2 separate regions of the Mus musculus genome follow, and region 1 is linked to region 2. Evidence: chromatin loops called from intact Hi-C (ENCODE). Cell type or tissue: heart. All regions are shown on one strand. Links, peaks and the distances in the headings refer to the core of each region. The heading gives the core; the rest is flanking DNA. Region 1 has its middle 32 kb from the start of 4930401O12Rik. Region 2 holds the start of Foxq1 (forkhead box Q1).

What was found. Peaks named below come from ENCODE experiments on the same cell type or tissue, not always from the same donor. Only the 100,000 strongest peaks of a DNase experiment are listed, where the experiment ranks them.
Region 1: it touches region 2 in a loop (3-fold over the local background); 3 of 42 quality-filtered maps call a loop at or near these places.

The regions. Positions count from the first base shown.
Region 1 is chr13:31,204,482-31,212,809 of GRCm38, reverse strand. No RefSeq gene overlaps it. Among named protein-coding and RNA genes, the nearest start is that of 4930401O12Rik, 32 kb to the left of the region's middle. In heart, for the core only: a CTCF peak has its summit at 4,952 (motif pointing left); a DNase peak (open chromatin) is centred at 4,879; H3K27me3 peaks cover 2,567 bases.
Region 2 is chr13:31,555,839-31,564,166 of GRCm38, reverse strand. It overlaps Foxq1 (forkhead box Q1), which reads right to left and starts at 5,997. Exons shown (of 1, transcript NM_008239.4): 1 at 3,191-5,997. The coding sequence starts at 5,250. The coding sequence ends at 4,048. In heart, for the core only: a CTCF peak has its summit at 4,125; a DNase peak (open chromatin) is centred at 6,006; H3K4me3 peaks cover 3,270 bases; H3K27ac peaks cover 1,723 bases; H3K27me3 peaks cover 7,165 bases.

The DNA of each region.
Region 1 (8,328 bases), core at 247-8,246, 350 kb after region 2:
AGCCTGCATGAAGTGAATCAGTGAGGCTCAATGCTTAGAAGTCGGGCCTGAAAGTGATTTCTTTCAGCTCTTGGGTTCAAAAGTCAGTCCAAGCACTTGGCAGAGTGAGTCAGCAATAAAAGGAGTTCAAGGCCAGCCTGGGAAGCACAGGAAAACCCTCTCAAAAGGCAAATAAATAAACAAATAAATAAGTGTCAACAATTAAGATAAGAAAGCTTCTGTCTAAAACCTCTGCAATTGCAATTTTTCTTACTTCACCAACTTTATCACATAGTTAACTAGGCCCACCCATGACTAACCTTTCAGATTCTTCAGAGAGGGCCCTGGGAGGAGACAGCCACATAGTCTTTTAAGTGGCAAATATAGCTTGTGATGGCTCTGGATTGCTTGAATCCTTTTCCAATTTCCCTGAGTACTCCATTAAAAAACAAACAAACAAACAAACAAAACCAAAAACTCACAAAATCAGAAACTTTTCCAGAAGTCTTATACTGGTTGCTTTTTGCCAATGTGACACATATCTGGGAAGAGAGGGTTTTTTTGTTTGTTTTTTTTTTTGTTTTGTTTTGTTTTTTGTTTTTATTGTCAGGGTGCTCATGTGAACTTTTTTTAATTAGGTATTTTCTTCATTTACATTTCAAATGCTATCCCAAAAGCCCCCCATACCCTCCCCCCTTCCCCAGAAGAGAGTTTTTATTGAGAAATGTCTCCTAATATTGGCCTGTGGGCAAGTGTATGGGTTAATTTCTTGATTAATGGCTGAAATGGGAAGACCCTGGGCATTGTAGATATTACCATCCCTGGGCTGGTGGTCCTGGAGGCTATAAGAAAGCAGGCTGAGCAAGCCATGAGGAGCAAGCCAGTAAGCAGCATCCTTCCATGGCCTCTGCATCAGCTCCTGTCTCCAGCTTTCCTCACTGTTTGAGTTCCTAGCCTGACTTCCCTCAGTGATGGACTGTGGTGTGGAACAGAAAGGGGAATAAACCCTTTCCTTCCCAAGCTGCTTTTAGCCATAGTATTTTATCACAGCAATAGAAATCTTAACTAGGATAAACCCAAAGGGGAAAATTTTGCCATCTAATCTGCAATCAAAACCATATCTTGAAATCCTAATCTCTGTTGAAGCTGAAAGGAAAGCTTCTGGGGAGAGCAGCCCACTGAAGGATGTATAACAGAGCCGCTGGCTTGGGTCTCTGCTTTCTTTCCTTTCCTTCTCTCATACCCCACCCCCTTTCCCCGTTGTGCCCATCAGGCTGTGACTCTGGCTGTTTTGGTATACCTACCTACCTACCTTTCTCTCTTTCTCTCTTTTTCTCTTTCTTTCTTTCTTTCTTTCTTTCTTTCTTTCTTTCTTTCCTTCCTTCTTCCTTTCTTTCTCTTTCTTTCTTTCTTTCCTTCTTCCTTTCTTTCTCTTTCTTTCTTTCTTTCTTTCTTTCTTTCTTTCTTTCTTTCTTTCTTTCTTTCTTTCCCCACTCTGCCTCCTATGTCTCATGCCTACAACACTTTACACAACCACTACTTATTCTTGCTTCTCAAGGCATAGCAAGGCATGCCTAGACCTGTCTGCTGAGCACCCCAATTTTCAGACCATCCAGGCTTTTCTTCTGCCAGAGGGTACATCTGCCTCCTCTTTAGTTACCTAATTTTAACCATTTTTCAAGAACTTTAACCATCTTTCAAGAATCAACTTGGAGCTGGGCGTGGTGGCGCGTGCCTTTAATCCCAGCACTTGGGAGTCAGAGGCAGGCGGATTTCTGAGTTCGAGGCCAGCCTGGTCTACAAAGTGAGTTCCAGGACAGCCAGGGCTATACTGTCGAGGAAAAAAAAAAAAAAGAATCAACTTGGTACTCGAGAGATGGCTCAGGGCTTAAAAGCACGGCTCAGAGGTTAAGAGCACTTGTTCGTCCAGAGGACTCAGGTTTGATTCTCAGCACAACCATACAGAGGCTTATAGCTGTCTGTGATTCCAGCTCCAGTGGATCGGATGCCCCATTCTGGACAGGCACTGCACATACATGATTCATAGACATGTATGAAGGTAAACCACTCAAACAACATCTGTTTTGTTGTTGTTTTGTTGTTGTTTAAAGAACCAAGTCTTGTTTCTTCACAATGCTCCCCCTGGCCTGCCTCTCCTGGGTAGGTTGTTCTCACCAGCTCCTAGGAGGTGACCTTAATGCATTCCCTCAGTGGCTTTGTCAATATCTCTTGGTGAGGAGAAGAGTACTTGTCTGTCTCTTGATGTGTAGCATTCTTGACTAACACACACAGATGCTCAATTACAAATCTGACAAGTTACCTATGCCTTTAAAGCCCCAAAATAATTGTCACAACTATGACCTCAGGAGAGCCAGGAATGTGGAAATTTCAAATAAGGAACCTTCCAGGGATACATGTTACCAAGAAAACTCAGGGTAAGCCAGTCAACTGGCAAGGTCTTCTATATCCAATCCAGGCTAGTGTGTCTTCTTGAGGGAACCCACAGATGTAGTTCCTGCAAGGTCACTCAATTTGGAGGCACTAGTGCACACACAACAGCAACCCGAACCATTTGAGCCCCTTCTAGAACTTTTGCACCAAAGAATTAGCTTGTCTATCAACACAAAGGAATTACACAGAAGTAAGAGAGCCTTGACATCTATTGAGTCCCCTTCCCAATGTCTAATGGCGTAACAGATGGGTCCCAAAGCAGTAGAGTCAGGTGTATTGCCCAAGTGGAATGTGCGGAGGAGAAGAAGTCCAGTCTGCCCCCACCCCCATGGGCTGGCACGTGACATCATTCAGGGCTCAGGTAGACATTCTGCCTTGGAATTTTAAATGCCAGATTCTACTCACCCACCTGTCATTGTGCATGTATTTTTAATTTGTACTTAGAACTTTGTTCTTTCAAAAGTACACATGAAAAACAATGGCTTCAAGACAAGATAGCCATAAAATAGTATCTGTGGCCTCTATCTGTGGTTTATTGTCCAGACAGTGGAAGTTAAAGAATAAAGAACAAAAGAAAGGCTGAGGACAAGTCAATGGCAGACCCCTTATCTTAGCTAGCCTGTGCAAGACTGGTGTTTGATCAGTCTTCCTTGGAATCACAAGGAAGAGATGAAGGGCTAAAGGAAGAGAAGTAGAGAGGAAGGGAATAAAAAGAAATGGTAGAGGGAGAGCAGAAAGGGAAAAGGAAAAGGGGGAAGGAGGAGGAAAAGGAATGCTAAAGCTGCTGCTTTGGGTCAAGGAATGAGGCCCATTTCTGTGGGTCCATGCAATCAAGGGCATTAAGGCTCTATGAAGGGCATCTATGTTTATAAAGCTCCAGCTCTGGTGGGCACCAGGATTGTTCACTACATAGTGGTAAGGAAGGCAGTGGCAGTCAGCAGCTTTACTCTTCAGTGAACACTTATGCTTTTACTTATAATGAATTCTACTGGACAGGTCTATGACTAGGCACAATACTATTGCAACCAGCAATGCAGACTCTGGCTTTGTTTAGAGTAGCCTGTGTGATAAGAGCTGTTGTGGAGCCAAAGGAGCCACGGCCATTGATAAGCTGGTGAAAGGGCTTTGATTCATTCAGAGCTGTAGATCCAGAGGCTGACAATGCTCCCATCCTCCCATATCCCTGAAGCTACTATGTGGCTTCCTGATTGTGTGGCTTCCTAAGGTTTCACTGTTGAAAGTTTCCAGAGTCTGGCCTAGGAAAAGCACAGACGAAGTGGACCCGTGGGTCCAAGATTGTCCAGATGGAAATGCAGGAAGCCATACAAGAGTCTGATGGTGGGGGAAAGTCATGGCATTGAGCATCAGGACCAATATTCTGGCTTTGGGATCTACAGCCTAGTTGTGAGGTTTCAGGTGACTTAGTTTGTTTTCTCAAACTGTATCTGTTTCCCAAGTATCTATGTGCTCTTACTTAGGAAGCTAGATGGTCCCTCTGGTCCTAGGAGGAGCCTCGGTGGGGAACAGGAACCAGGCCACTACTCTCAGTAAAGCTCTGCAGTAACAGAGAACACAGCGATAACAGAAGCTGGGAGAATAAGAAAACATGTAGAAACTGTCCTGGGGTTTTTCCAGTACATTCATCAGCTAAAAAAATAAAAATAAAAAATAGATTTAATCTTTCCTAATTAGAGTAAATATTTGAATCAGAGTGGACAGAAGGGTCCCACGCATAGAAAGGAGTTTACGCAGTTCCCAACTCATGCAAACATTCCATGAGCTATTGAATATACTTACTGAAGAACAGGTCTATGAAGTGAGAGCCTATTACAACTTTTTTTTTCCATAAGGAAAACTTGTAGTGAGTCCTAGAGTGGCCCGCACTTGGGTTCTACTTTGAAGCCCCAGCTTAGTCCTTGCCTGTCTGAGTGACATGAAATTAGATGCTAAAAAATTGAATTATTATTTATTGGTTCACATGTTTCCTTCTCACCTATGTTTCAACCCAGAGGATACTTGTTTATATTTCTGTTCCCCGGTTATGATACACATTCCAATCAGGCGTTCAGGAAATGTTTTACAAATAAAATATCTAAGGGGAGGGGGTAAACCAAAGTTTCATGAGCTTAGTGAATTAAAGAGGTTGGGGTAGCTTATAACATGGAGGTGACAACTCTGCAGTCTGAAACACATTAAAAGTAAGAGTCTTAAAAATCACCCCATTTCCAGCAAGACAGGCTCTGAGATAGTAGAGCCTGCTTCTTCCCTTTAGGTCCCCAGTGAGGCTCTGTGATATCAGAGATAACTACGTCAGAGCAGTCTGGAAGAAAGGGAAAATAACAACTTGGCATGCAGAAACCGCCTGGTTTTTTTCCAACTCGTTCATCAGTAAAAATCTCTCCCCATTCCTAGGCTGGAGTAAAGTGATGAAACCAAGTCTTAAGTCACCCAGGTCTCTCTCTGTTCCTGGAGAGAAGCCAGAGGAGGGAGCAGCAGCCAGAGCTCAAGACACTGCTGTCCTCTTGTGGCCTGCCAGATGCTGTGCTCTCAAATCCACTCAAGAAACCAGAAGCCGCCGGCCTCCCTGGAGCCCAGAAAGCTGCCTTAGAAATGGGGCTTCAAAAAAAAAAAAGAAAAAGAAAAAGAAATGGGGCTTCTTTTCCCAAAGGGCTGAGAGTGAAGAATATCTATGCATGGAACACTGCCCAGCAGGTATTTCTTGCCCAGACTGGGCACGGGTGGATGGAAAGAACCGTTCCTGAGAAGGAAGGCGGCTGCATCTTTGAGTGGAATTTCCCCACCTCTTAGTGCTAGTAGAACTAGCACTAAGTTCAGTCCTTTTGCACAGCACAGTGTATACTGGTGTATTCACTAGGGAGTAATGGGCATTGTTGGTCAGTGAACAAGCTAGAGAAAATAGTGTGTCTCACCTTAACATCTCATGGAATAGAAACAAGTAGCTGAACCAGTCTAGATCCAAACTTCCTTCTTCTAAACTCAGAACTACAGAGCAGCTAATAGTCTACCCTGTCTGACTGTGAGTCCCTTATACTGAGTTTAATAAAGATGTACTTATTTTGTCATGCATTCACTTAACAAACAGCATCAAGTACCAATCATATGCAGGTTGCCTCAGGGACTCATCATATAGGACCACCCTGCACTCTTAGAGTTAGGGCTTGTGTTGTTAGATATCAGAGTTGGGACCCATCTTTCAATATGAAATTCATTCATGTGTCACAGCCCGAGGTAATTTATATAACATTTCCAATGTGCCCGTGTCTGACAGTCATCTATCACTTGAGGTAAAGTATGGAATTTTCCATTTGTGTCATCTTAGTGATGCTAATTTCTAGTTTCAAAAACTCCAGTTGGGGAGTTTCTTGTAATGAGTGCTGCGCACAGAGCAAGCTAAATGTTCTGCATTTTCTAATCCAGGGAGCAAGCTTACTTGCCTAACTCTGGGTCTAACAGCAAAGTCTTTTGTGCCACAGAGAACTCCTTGCTTCAAGGTCCTGTCTGCCTGGCAAGCAGCTCATGAAGGATAGATCCAACAAACACGCTGATGCTCTCCATGCCATAAGAACCCCATTTGAAGACTCCACAAGAATATGTAAAAAGTAGAATCAGTAGGAGAAATACATGAGATTTTCAAAGAACTGTAAGAATATCCAGAAAGATCATAGATACAATCATATGTTTGTATAGACCAGAGGCCTGGACCCCACCCCTAGGGTAGCACAGGGAACTGCAGGTGTTCCCTACCCACCAGTCGCTGCCCATCAGGGAGACACTCCCATGAACCTAAAGTTAGGGGACAATCTATTTGAAAGGCACCATTCAAAGGCAGCGCTGTGTGATGTCCTGAAGGAAGTCACTGGGTACAGAAAAGGTGACTCACGGGCAGATCTGAGAGGCCTATGGGTTATTTTGTCTACACCGAGGGAAGGTTACAATAAGCTGATGTCATTGTGACGGGCATAGTCTGTTTCCTTCTGAAAGAATTCATTTCCAGCAGCAGGGGGTATGTGTTAGATCTTTGTTTACCTTGCAGTGCAATTCCCAGCATTGCCCAGGGAGTTTTGATTTGCCAGCTTTTGTGAAGTAATCCTGAAGGGTAAGAATTCTGTTTCCCTTCCTGATACAAGAAGCCTTTCTTTACTAATTCATGAGAGGAAAAACTATTATCTCCTTATGAATTCTTTTCTGTATACTTCCAAATGAACCCAAAAGAGGAGGGACTGTGGTGCTTTCAATAACAGAAGTCAGTGCTGGTCTCATTTTTAAGATAGTCCACAAAAGGCAAGCATAGCAATAAGATGCCAGGCAACTTGTTCTGAAGAAGTGCTCTGATTTACCCAAGCTGTGTGGTAACTATACAGCAACCAATGAGATATAAATAATTAAGTAAGTAAATAAATAAATAAAGAGTGACACAGACGTGACTTGTGGTGCATGTGTGGAGCTCTTATTGAAAAGCAATAAGCATATAACAGATAGGTATATGACTAGAAATAAAAATAGTGCCATGATTTTTGATCATTTTGATTCTGGATAAATAGGAGCTGATTCTAACCATAATAGATAACTCATCAAATATAGTTCATGTCATTGAGATGTTCTTGAATATAGAATGTAGCTCAGATATATTCGATGTAGATTAGATTAAATATAGTTAATGTAATGTTGTAATAACAGTGACTTAGAAGTAAAAACAGTCAGGCACGGCCACACACTCTTGTGATACCAGCATTTAGGCAGCTGGGCAGGGAGAGTCAGGAAGTTCAAGTGCAGTCAGACTACATAGCAAGAGCTGTGTCAAAAGCCAGCAAATACATAAAAATGAAAGAGATGGGTTTTAAAGTGCAGGAGCTTATGACGGAGAGAATCCTTTCTCCGTCTGTCTTGGTGGTGAGATTTGTCCGTTCTACCACAGCGGCACTGTATTCATTATTAGAATCCTGAATTTCTCAGAATCAACTCTGCATTTCAGCTTTCTTATTGAGAAACAATTAATTGGCCTGGAAGCAACTGTGAATCACCTATTATCCATTATCCTGTTGCTTAGCAAAACCCCAATTTCCTTTCTCATCCTCTCTTGCAGTGCACAGTGAGCATTTGGGTGTTTGTGGGCAAGCGGATCTAAACAGAAAAGCTCTTGTGAAGTGGACAGACGTATCTAAGTTATCCCATGTACTATCAATATCATCCCTTCCATGAGGAGACACAGATAGGATGGCTTGAATGCCAAGCCCACCTTGTGACCATAACAGAAGAACACATACCTTACAGATAGGAGAGTAGGGACCAGAGTGACACATATTTGACCCATGGTGTATATATGGAGATCAGAGGACAACTTGGAGGACTTGGTTTTCTCCTCTACCATGTGGATTTAGGGATTGAACACAAGCTACCAAACTTAGCTGGGGGCAAGTACCCTTACCAACTGAGCCATAGCAGCTCATATGTTCTACCCACACAGGAAGGAAAAGAAGGAAAGGAGGGAAGGGGGAGGATGAGGAAGACAGAGAGGGAGAAAGGAATGGAGATGCAAGGAGGCTTATAGACTCAAACTATACATGTACACAAGCTCACAGAGGGAGGGGGAGAGAGGGGGAAAGAAGACAGACAGAGAGAGACAGAGACAGAGAGACAGAGAGACAGAGAGATGGGGGAGGAGAATACCATACATCCAGAGCTTTTGACATACACATACTTGAGAGTTTTTACTGTACTCATCAATATCTGGAGGACATTTTATGGCAAGAAGGATTTTGTTACATCTTTTATAGAGCATTAACGATTTCTTTAAAATGTTCCTTCAGTGCTGTATATACTGGGCAAGAAATCCTTAATGTTCCTGAATTTGTTTCGGCCTCAATTTAAGATTACCCC
Region 2 (8,328 bases), core at 30-8,029:
GTAAGTGCCCCTCCTCCATGGTGTGAATGTAAATATATCAAGTTAGCTTTTTAAAGTTAAAAATTGAACATAAAGGAGAGACAGTCTCCTTCCTTTCTTTTTTTTCTTTCTCTTTCTTTCTTTCTTTCTTTCTTTCTTTCTTTCTTTCTTTCTTTCTTTCTCTCTTCTTTATCTTTCTTTCTGCCTTTCTTTCTCTCTTTATCTTTCTTTCTTCCTTATCTCTCTTTCTCTCTCTCTTCTTTCTTTCTTTCTTTCTTTCTTTCTTTCTTTCTTCTTTATCTTTCTTTCTGCCTGCCTCTCTCTCTTTCTTTCTTTCTTTCTTTCTTTCTTTCTTTCTTTCTTTCTCTCTCTCTCTCTCTCTCTCTCTTTCTTTCTCTCTCTCTCTTTCTTTCTTTCCCTTCCTTCCTTCCTTCCTTCCTCTCTTCTTTATCTTTCTTTCTTCCTTCTTTTCTTTCTTTCTCTCTTTCTTCCTTCCTTCCTTTCTTTCTTTCTTTCTTTCTTTCTTTCTTTCTTTCTTTCTTTCTTTTTTCCTCTCTTTTTGTTTAAAACAGAGGGTTTCTGTTTGTTTCTATGTTTGTTTGATAGCTGGTATGGGAAAACAGTAGGGGCTTCTGGGTCACAGACAGGTCCTTGAAGGCACTCTTTTCCCAGGAGAATTCTGCTCCTTACAGTCTGCAGGAGTGCACCCATGGGACTCTGTAGAAGGGAATGGAGATCAGTGCTGGCTCTAGCATGCATGATGAGGTGAAGTGCTGGTCTAAAGTGCCAGCAGCCAATTTGTACAAAGAAAAGAAAAGAAAAGAAAAGAAAAGAAAAGAAAAGAAAAGAAAAGAAAAGAAAAGACAGTTTGGGGGAGGAGCAGAGAGCAAGTTTTTGGTAAGGAGAGAAACCACTTGACCGTTGGGAGGTCTGATCATCTTTGTCATAAAGGCGAGCTGAGACCATTTCATGTAGTTCCACTAAATCCGGGCTGAAGTATGTCTGGGTCTGAAATATCTGTATAACTGTGGAAAGAATTCTGACTTGGGAGCTGCAGACTCTGGGTTCCAGAGCTTGATCTGTCAGAGTGGGACACTTTAAAGACAGCCCTCAGCCACTGTTTTCTTGTATATATAGTGAGTACTCTTTCTTAGATCCTAAGATGTGAGTTATCTTAGCCTGTGAATTTGTTTTGTATGTTGAGTGTGGATATACATTCCCAGAGGCAGAAAAACGCAGCCTGTGAAACTTCGGAGCCAGTGCAAGTGGACAGGGTAGGGCTTACTTATTGATGCTCGTAGGTCAGCGAGGCTAATCCTGGGAAGCTTTCTGGGGCTCCTAGGAGAACCTTTATTTGCTGGCGGGGAGCTTGGCTTTTGTGTCTGTTGTAGGGTACTAGGGGTGGGAGTGTCAAGAATCAGTTCTAGAAGGAGCCCGAGGCTGTGGATTTGCCCTGCCCACCTCACTCAACCAGCAGAGGCTCCGGAACACTGGATGCTCTTGGCTTACCATTAGCCAAGTTCATTACCAGCCACAGCATCAGGGTGGTGCAACAACAGGTCTGAAGGTCTGAGCTCAGACTTGATCCTACCAGCTTCAGCACAGAAGGCCCATGTCTCTGAAATTCGAAGCCATGTGGCCTGAAACAAAAGTGTTTCCACAGGCCCCCACCCCGCTCTGTGAAGCTGTTCTGTCTCCCTGGAGGCCTAGCACCCAGAAACACACACACACACACACACACACACACACACACACACACACACACATTGCAAGATACAGGATATAGAACTGACCATGAAAAGCCCAACTGAGACCAGAAACTCCCAGTCTGGGACTCTCAACATTCCTTCGAAAACCCTTCAGTCCCTGGGGACAAAGGCTTAGGAGGGAGCCCTGTGTTGACGCTCAGTTTATTAGGAGGGATGGTTTCCTTTAGAGGGGGAGGGGAAACAGCTGTGATTTTAAAACACCACCTTTCCCTTTTAAATTGGTTTTTGTATTCTTTGACACAAACAGCGATTTCAGTGAGCAGCAAAAGACACAGCATCGGAAGAGAAAAGAATAAGTACCAATGGGGACATGGATGTCAGCACCCTGCACAGATAAGGTGCCTAACTGGAGAGAAGTCAGGTAGAAGGCAGAGGGGGCTGTGCAAGCTATAAACCCTCCTGCCCTCAGACATGGAGGGCTTGCTGGGAACGTGCAGTTGAACATAATCTCCACGAGGGGAACCTGCCTTTCTCTTTCCTGATTGGTTTGTTTCAGCTTTGTCTACCTTTTGCAAGAATCCAAACCCATTAGTATCACTCTGAGGAATACTGAGAACTCCAACCCCTGGAGGCTTTCTTACATCCCTGTCCCAGAAGGAGCATCCTCCAACAGGCTCACTGCTTTCTTCTCCATGAAATGTTAAGATCTCAGGTCACGTTTCTGTCTGGCATGGAGGCCCAGATATTCTGTCTGAATATCTCACCACTTCAGACTTTTCCAATGTACGGAGCTGTTAGGGACCTGTTGCTTTTGAACTTACCAAGGAATCAGCGTCCTTATTTGCGAATAATATCTCAGCTGATGGCAGGAAAGATCACAGAAGTGTTCACACCCAAGCAACTGTTTTAGTTCAAGAAAAGGTAGCTTTGTTTTGATAAAACAAAAAACAAAAAACACTAGCATTCAAGTTGCCCTGAAAATTGCCTGAAGGCAATTTTTGGTGTGCCAAATAAGTTTTACGCCAAGATCAAGTTTCCAGCTTCAGTCAACTGACTTGAAAATGTCCACCTGACGAAAAGCTGTTTGCTACCTCACCTTGCCAGCTCACCTGGCCGGCTAAAGGTTCTTAGGAGAGAGATAGGCAGATGTATGTGTTGTGCTAACTCCTGAATGTCTTTGAGTCTAGGAAATTCTATTAATGGAAGGCACATCCTAGACATTGTGAAGCAATAGCAGAAAATGAAACCACAAATATCTTGATCTCGGTATGAAGGACTTTTTGTTTGTTTGTTTGTTTTCGAGGCAGGGTTTCTCTGTATAGCCCTGGCTGTCCTGGAACTCACTTTGTAGACCAGGCTGGCCTCGAACTCAGAAATCCACCTGCCTTTGCCTCCCAAATGCTGGGATTAAAGGCATGCGTCACCACCGCCCAGCCTGAACCCATTTTTTTTGGGGTGGGGGAGTGGTAAAAATATCTACCCCAATCTACTATCACAAAGTGTTTTGTAGATCAATTTTGAGTTTTATTTTTTTTTAAAAAAACAAGCAGTATGCCTGGGGTTCATAAAATTTATATACAAATATATACACAGACACAAATAATATTAAAATAAAAATCACACGGTTTCTCGTGGTGGCGGCCCTGGCACCCCACAAACATAATGCTAACTTTTCCTTTAAAGAAATTGCTTGGCCCAAGAAGACCACAGTTAGGTAACCACTAATAAAGCTGTAGCCGTTGCCTGCAACATTTCAATTCAGGTTTCAAAAATATATAAATAATTTAATTACAAAAACCCAACAACATTTCCCTCTTTTTTTTTTTTTTTGGCACAGTGAAGCATTGGTTGTTAGCAAAGAAAATGACCATAAGTTTGATTGACAGCTCTCTTACACGCAGCAGTCACTCCTGTGAAAGACACACATTTACACAGCGGGGTCTCAAAACCCCAAACAGTAGTCATCATTTACCCCATGGAGTGGTTCCCTGATGTATTTTTCTTTTTCTTTTTTATGGGTGGGGAAGGTAAATCAGTGGAAGGCGTGACGCAAATAGGAGGGAAAGGAAAGCCTCTATGCGGGAGAGTACAGGCCTGGCCAAGAAATGGAAAAGAACGGCTTTGATCCTCTGTAAAGTTACAAAAGACAAAGGAAACTATTCTGGACTAAGTTAAAACACTTGGGTCAAAATGCTTAACTTTAAGGCACATTTGATGGAGAGTTGAAAAAAAGAAAAACTCTATTCCTCCGGAAAGTGGAAAGTGCACAGCCCTAGAGCCCACATTCCAACCTCCTCAACAAAAGGCGCCCCCAACTCCACCCTGCTCAGCACCCCTTCTGCTGAGCACAGAGCTCCTGTCAAGCTAGCAGAGTCTCCACCGGGTAGGACAGGTGCGGACCGGGACCGCAGGCCGCTGCCGCCTGCAGGGCCGTGGGCAGCCGTAGGGGGCAGTACAGGTGCGCCGCGCCGGCGGTCTCCGGACCTCGGAATGGCTTGGCTGGAGCCGCGGTGGAGAGGGGCGCCAGCAGAAGGGGCGCCGCGGGCTGCACCTCGGTCCCGCGCGACGCCAGCAGCGTAGGCTCGCTTGCGCCGTAAGCACAGAGCGGTAGCAGAGCGCCACCGGGCGCCGCGGGAAGGAGCGCGGGATAGGCGCGCAGCGGCGGGCAGGGAGCGGCGCCCCAGGGTAGCTGCACCCCCAGAGCCGAGTCGCCGTCGCGGCGGCTGCGAAAAGGCTTGCTGAGAATGCTGTCGATGGCGAAGGAGCTGGAGAACTTGCTCGCAGGGCTGGAGCGCTCCTCCTGGCGAGCCGGCGAGCGCGCGATCGGGGAGGAGCGGGCGGCGGGCGCGGGCTGCGGGGTCCCGGCAGGTCCGGGTGGGGCTTCCTCCGGCCGCAGCCCGGACGCGGAGACTGTGGTCCGGTGGCTGAGGCGCTTGCGGCGGCGGCGGAAGACCCCGTCGGCGAAGGTGTATTCGCTGTTGGGGTTGAGCATCCAGTAGTTGTCCTTGCCCCAGGGCCGCGAGGGGTCGCGCAGCACCTTGACGAAACAGTCGTTGAGCGAGAGGTTGTGGCGCACGGAGTTGCGCCAGCCCGTGTAGCTGCCCCGGAAAAAGGGGAACTTGCCCATGAGGTACTCGTTGATCTCGGCCAGTGTCAGGCGTCCGCCCGCGGAGTCGCGGATGGCCATGGCGATGAGAGCGATGTAGGAGTATGGGGGCTTGGGCCGCCGCGTGTACGGCTTGCTGCGCGCGCCCTCGCCGCCGCCCACGCCGCCCGCGCACGGCCCTGCCGCGGAGGCCTGCGTTCTGCTGTCATCAGTTGCCTCCGGACCGTCTTGGGCGCTCGGCCCGCCACTCGAATTCCTCTCGCCGCCGCCACCTTCCAGATCCCCGGCGCCGCTGCCCGCCGCCGGGCTGTTGGCTGCACAGTCCCCGTCTGAGCCTAAGGAGTCGTCACCAGCCGCGGACAGTGGAGATGGCACGTCGCTGCTGCCGGCCCCCTCCAGATCGCTGCCCATTTTGTCCCCGTGGGCTGCGCGTGGGACGAACACCTCCAATTTCATGCCGGCGCTGGTGCTTCCAGTCCGGCACAGTTACCCCTTTCCTGCGAGGTCGTAGGAAGCGAGTGGCGCCCGGAGTGGCGATCCCGTGGCCCGCTGAGTCTGTCTTCTCCTGGGAGGGACCGCTCCTGCGTCTTTCCGAGAGAGACGCTTTTCCGAAAGGTTCTCCTCCGCTGGGATTTTTTTTGGGAGGGGTTTTGATTGTTGGGTGAAGTGAGGAGTGGAGTGATAGAAGTTGGTGCAGTGCTGTCCTTACTCCGAGGTTTAGAGACTTTGAGCGGAAGACAAGCGAGGAATGAGGGGCCACCCTGCGAAGCGGGGGCCAGGACACACCAGCCTTAGGATTTCGTGCTGGGAGGACCGAGCCGGCGCTTATGCTATCGGTCTGGGCGTCCAAAAGTGTTCCTTCGCTGGATGTCTAGGTCTCAGGCACCGACCTGACGTCTGCTGGCGCACCCGCTACTTTTGAGGATAGGACGTCTTCAGCCTCGAGAGCCCATAGAAAGGAGTCTTCGAGGCCGCCGCACCCGCAGCCGCCTTGCCACCCCCGGCTTCCCGGGCAGCATGTCCGCGCTGGCCGGCCGCAGCAGAATCTCGCCTCCACCTTCGGTCCGGCCCAATATAACCCTGCGGCGGCTCCGCGCGGGCGGGGCCTGGGCGCCCACGGCCAGGGGGTGGGGGAACTAGGTGGCCGAGGTGGCCGCGGCTCCCCCCAAGGCGTTCATCAGGCCGAGGCCACGCGGCGGCGCGGCCACAGAGTCTCCGCGGGCGCAGGTTGTTTGTTTTGGGTCTGGCCGGCCCCGCCCTTTCGGTCTCGCCAATGGGGAGCGAGCGCACGGCTAGGGTGTGCGCGCGAGTGTGCGCGCCTGTGCGGCTGCCCCGCCCGCCCCGCTGCGCAGGTAGGAGCTTCTGGCTTCCCGCGGCCACCGAGTGGGTTTCTGCGCCCCCCGGACTCACCAAGACGATTGCTCTCCTATACCTGGTAGAGCTGACACTTTTTGGACGCTCCAGAGAGACACCTAAAAGGGCTTAGGCCGAGGGACTGGTTGCATAGGTCTGGCCGCCGTCCTGAGCTGCGCGCTGCGTGCAGCCTGCGGATTTTTTTGGCAAGGAGAGCCAATATTCTTAGGAAAGGAAATCCCTGGTGATAATTGAATCGCTGAACTGCAGACACCCCGTGGAACAGCCTTTGCATTGACCTCTTTCGTGCCCTTCCTCTTACTTCCTCTCTATGGCCAACTTTACCCCTTGTAACAAGTAAAAACCACGAGCTTGAAATTCTATGATTCTTTTTGGTTGATCGTGCCTCTTGTTTCTTAGCCGGCTTCCGACTTTCACTTTTATTTTGTCATACCTGGCTGGAGGCTCTGGGGGGAAGGAGGCAACGCCCCATACTTTTACCGGGAGGCCGCTTTGCAAGAGAGGTGCCCGGCTCTGCCTGCCTTGAGTCCCTTCCGAAGTCTTGTGACGTGGGCTTTGCCCACAGCCATGCAGTGCCCGGGTCTAGCAATCAACAAGAATCACGGGAGGATGTGTGTTCCTTGGGGCATGAGGCAAAGGCAAGGCGTGTTTATCGCTATTTGTCTGCAACTGTGCTCTAGAACTTGCCTTGGCTTTAGTGGCACGGGTGTCAAACAGGAAAGGAGGCCTCTTCTGCAACTCCTCCGACTCCCTGACAACTCTGTGTCAGTTCTCCAAGGAAAGGGGCCTTGCACTAGGAAGGGTGCACTTTTGACCCTATGCCTACCACGCCAGCTTCCTCCTTCTTCCTGCTTTTGTTGCGAATAATGTTGAGGCTGCGACTATGTGGGAGAGCATGTTTGAAGTTTATTTTATTACTTTCCACCATTTGTGTGGAAAGCATACACAAGCTTCTCTTCTCTTAAGTCAAGAAGCCGTAAAGGCGCTCAGAATGCAGTGGGCATCTTGACAGCCAGCAGGAATCTGATGTTTTGTAGTATGCAGGGAGTAACTGTTTACCACGTGGTGCGTTCCTCCAGCCTCGAAAAACAGCCTCTTTCAAGGGGTTCCTCTTAGCTCCTGCCCGCAAATGGATGGTCCCTAGGTCCTGGCCAGGGGAGTGCGTTGGGATGAGAATTAGCCCAGTGCAAGGTGACAAAGCATTGATTTGGCCAGGGATAAAAGACATTGTTAATGAAGGTTGTCCTTATTTGAACTCAGCGTGCCTGTTTTATGGAGGAGATACATTTAGGAGGGTTAAGACTCAATAGGCAATAGGCAATAGGGAGATTCCAGGCCTAGGAACACCAGTGGCTGCTAATCCACTCACTGCCAGTCCACCTCACTGCCAGTCCCGCACTTCATCCGTCACCACCTCTCACTAGCTGCAGCAGATACTCTCCTTACCTTGATCTTGGTTAGGCGAGGAAATGCCTATTCCTCGTCCCTATTAAGCTGACTGTTGGGTTTGGAGCTTGTGATGGGGGAGGAGAGGAGGATGGAGAATTCTCAGCTGGGGTGAGGGTGGGGCAACTCTTTCTACTTTGAGAGTTCTTTGGGAGGTTGGAATGGCTAGGTAAGATACTACCCATGGACCACTACGACGACTTCGGAGAGGAAGACCCCAGGAGGAAAATGGCTGGGTCCAGCTATCTGGGAAGGGGAAGAGGAACCTGGGAACTAGGATACAGACTCCATCAAGATGGAGTCTTGTCTTTATTTCTTGGCTGTATATCCTATTCTTGCCCCATCGATACCATGTGCTGAGAAAAAAGTTTGTCTTAAGTTAAAAATCACAAATAAAACTCTTCTATGCGGTTGCAGTTGATTTGACTGTTTTGAGCTGATGTTTTGTGTCTGGAGAATTCATTCACCTTCTATGGATGATAAAGGAAAACAGCAAGAAGAGAAGAAGAAAGATGTCTGTTTTCCGAATCTCTATCCCCACACCCTTGAGGTTGGGGTTTCCAAGTTTAAAAGAACAGACACCAACTCCTCGTCCCCAATCTCCAGTTTCTTCACAAATTCCCCCCCCCCCCCATTTTTTTTGATGATGTCTCCTTTAGCTTTGTCTTTGGGGATTCTGATAATTGATGGATTGATAAGTGCCTGTGGGTGGTG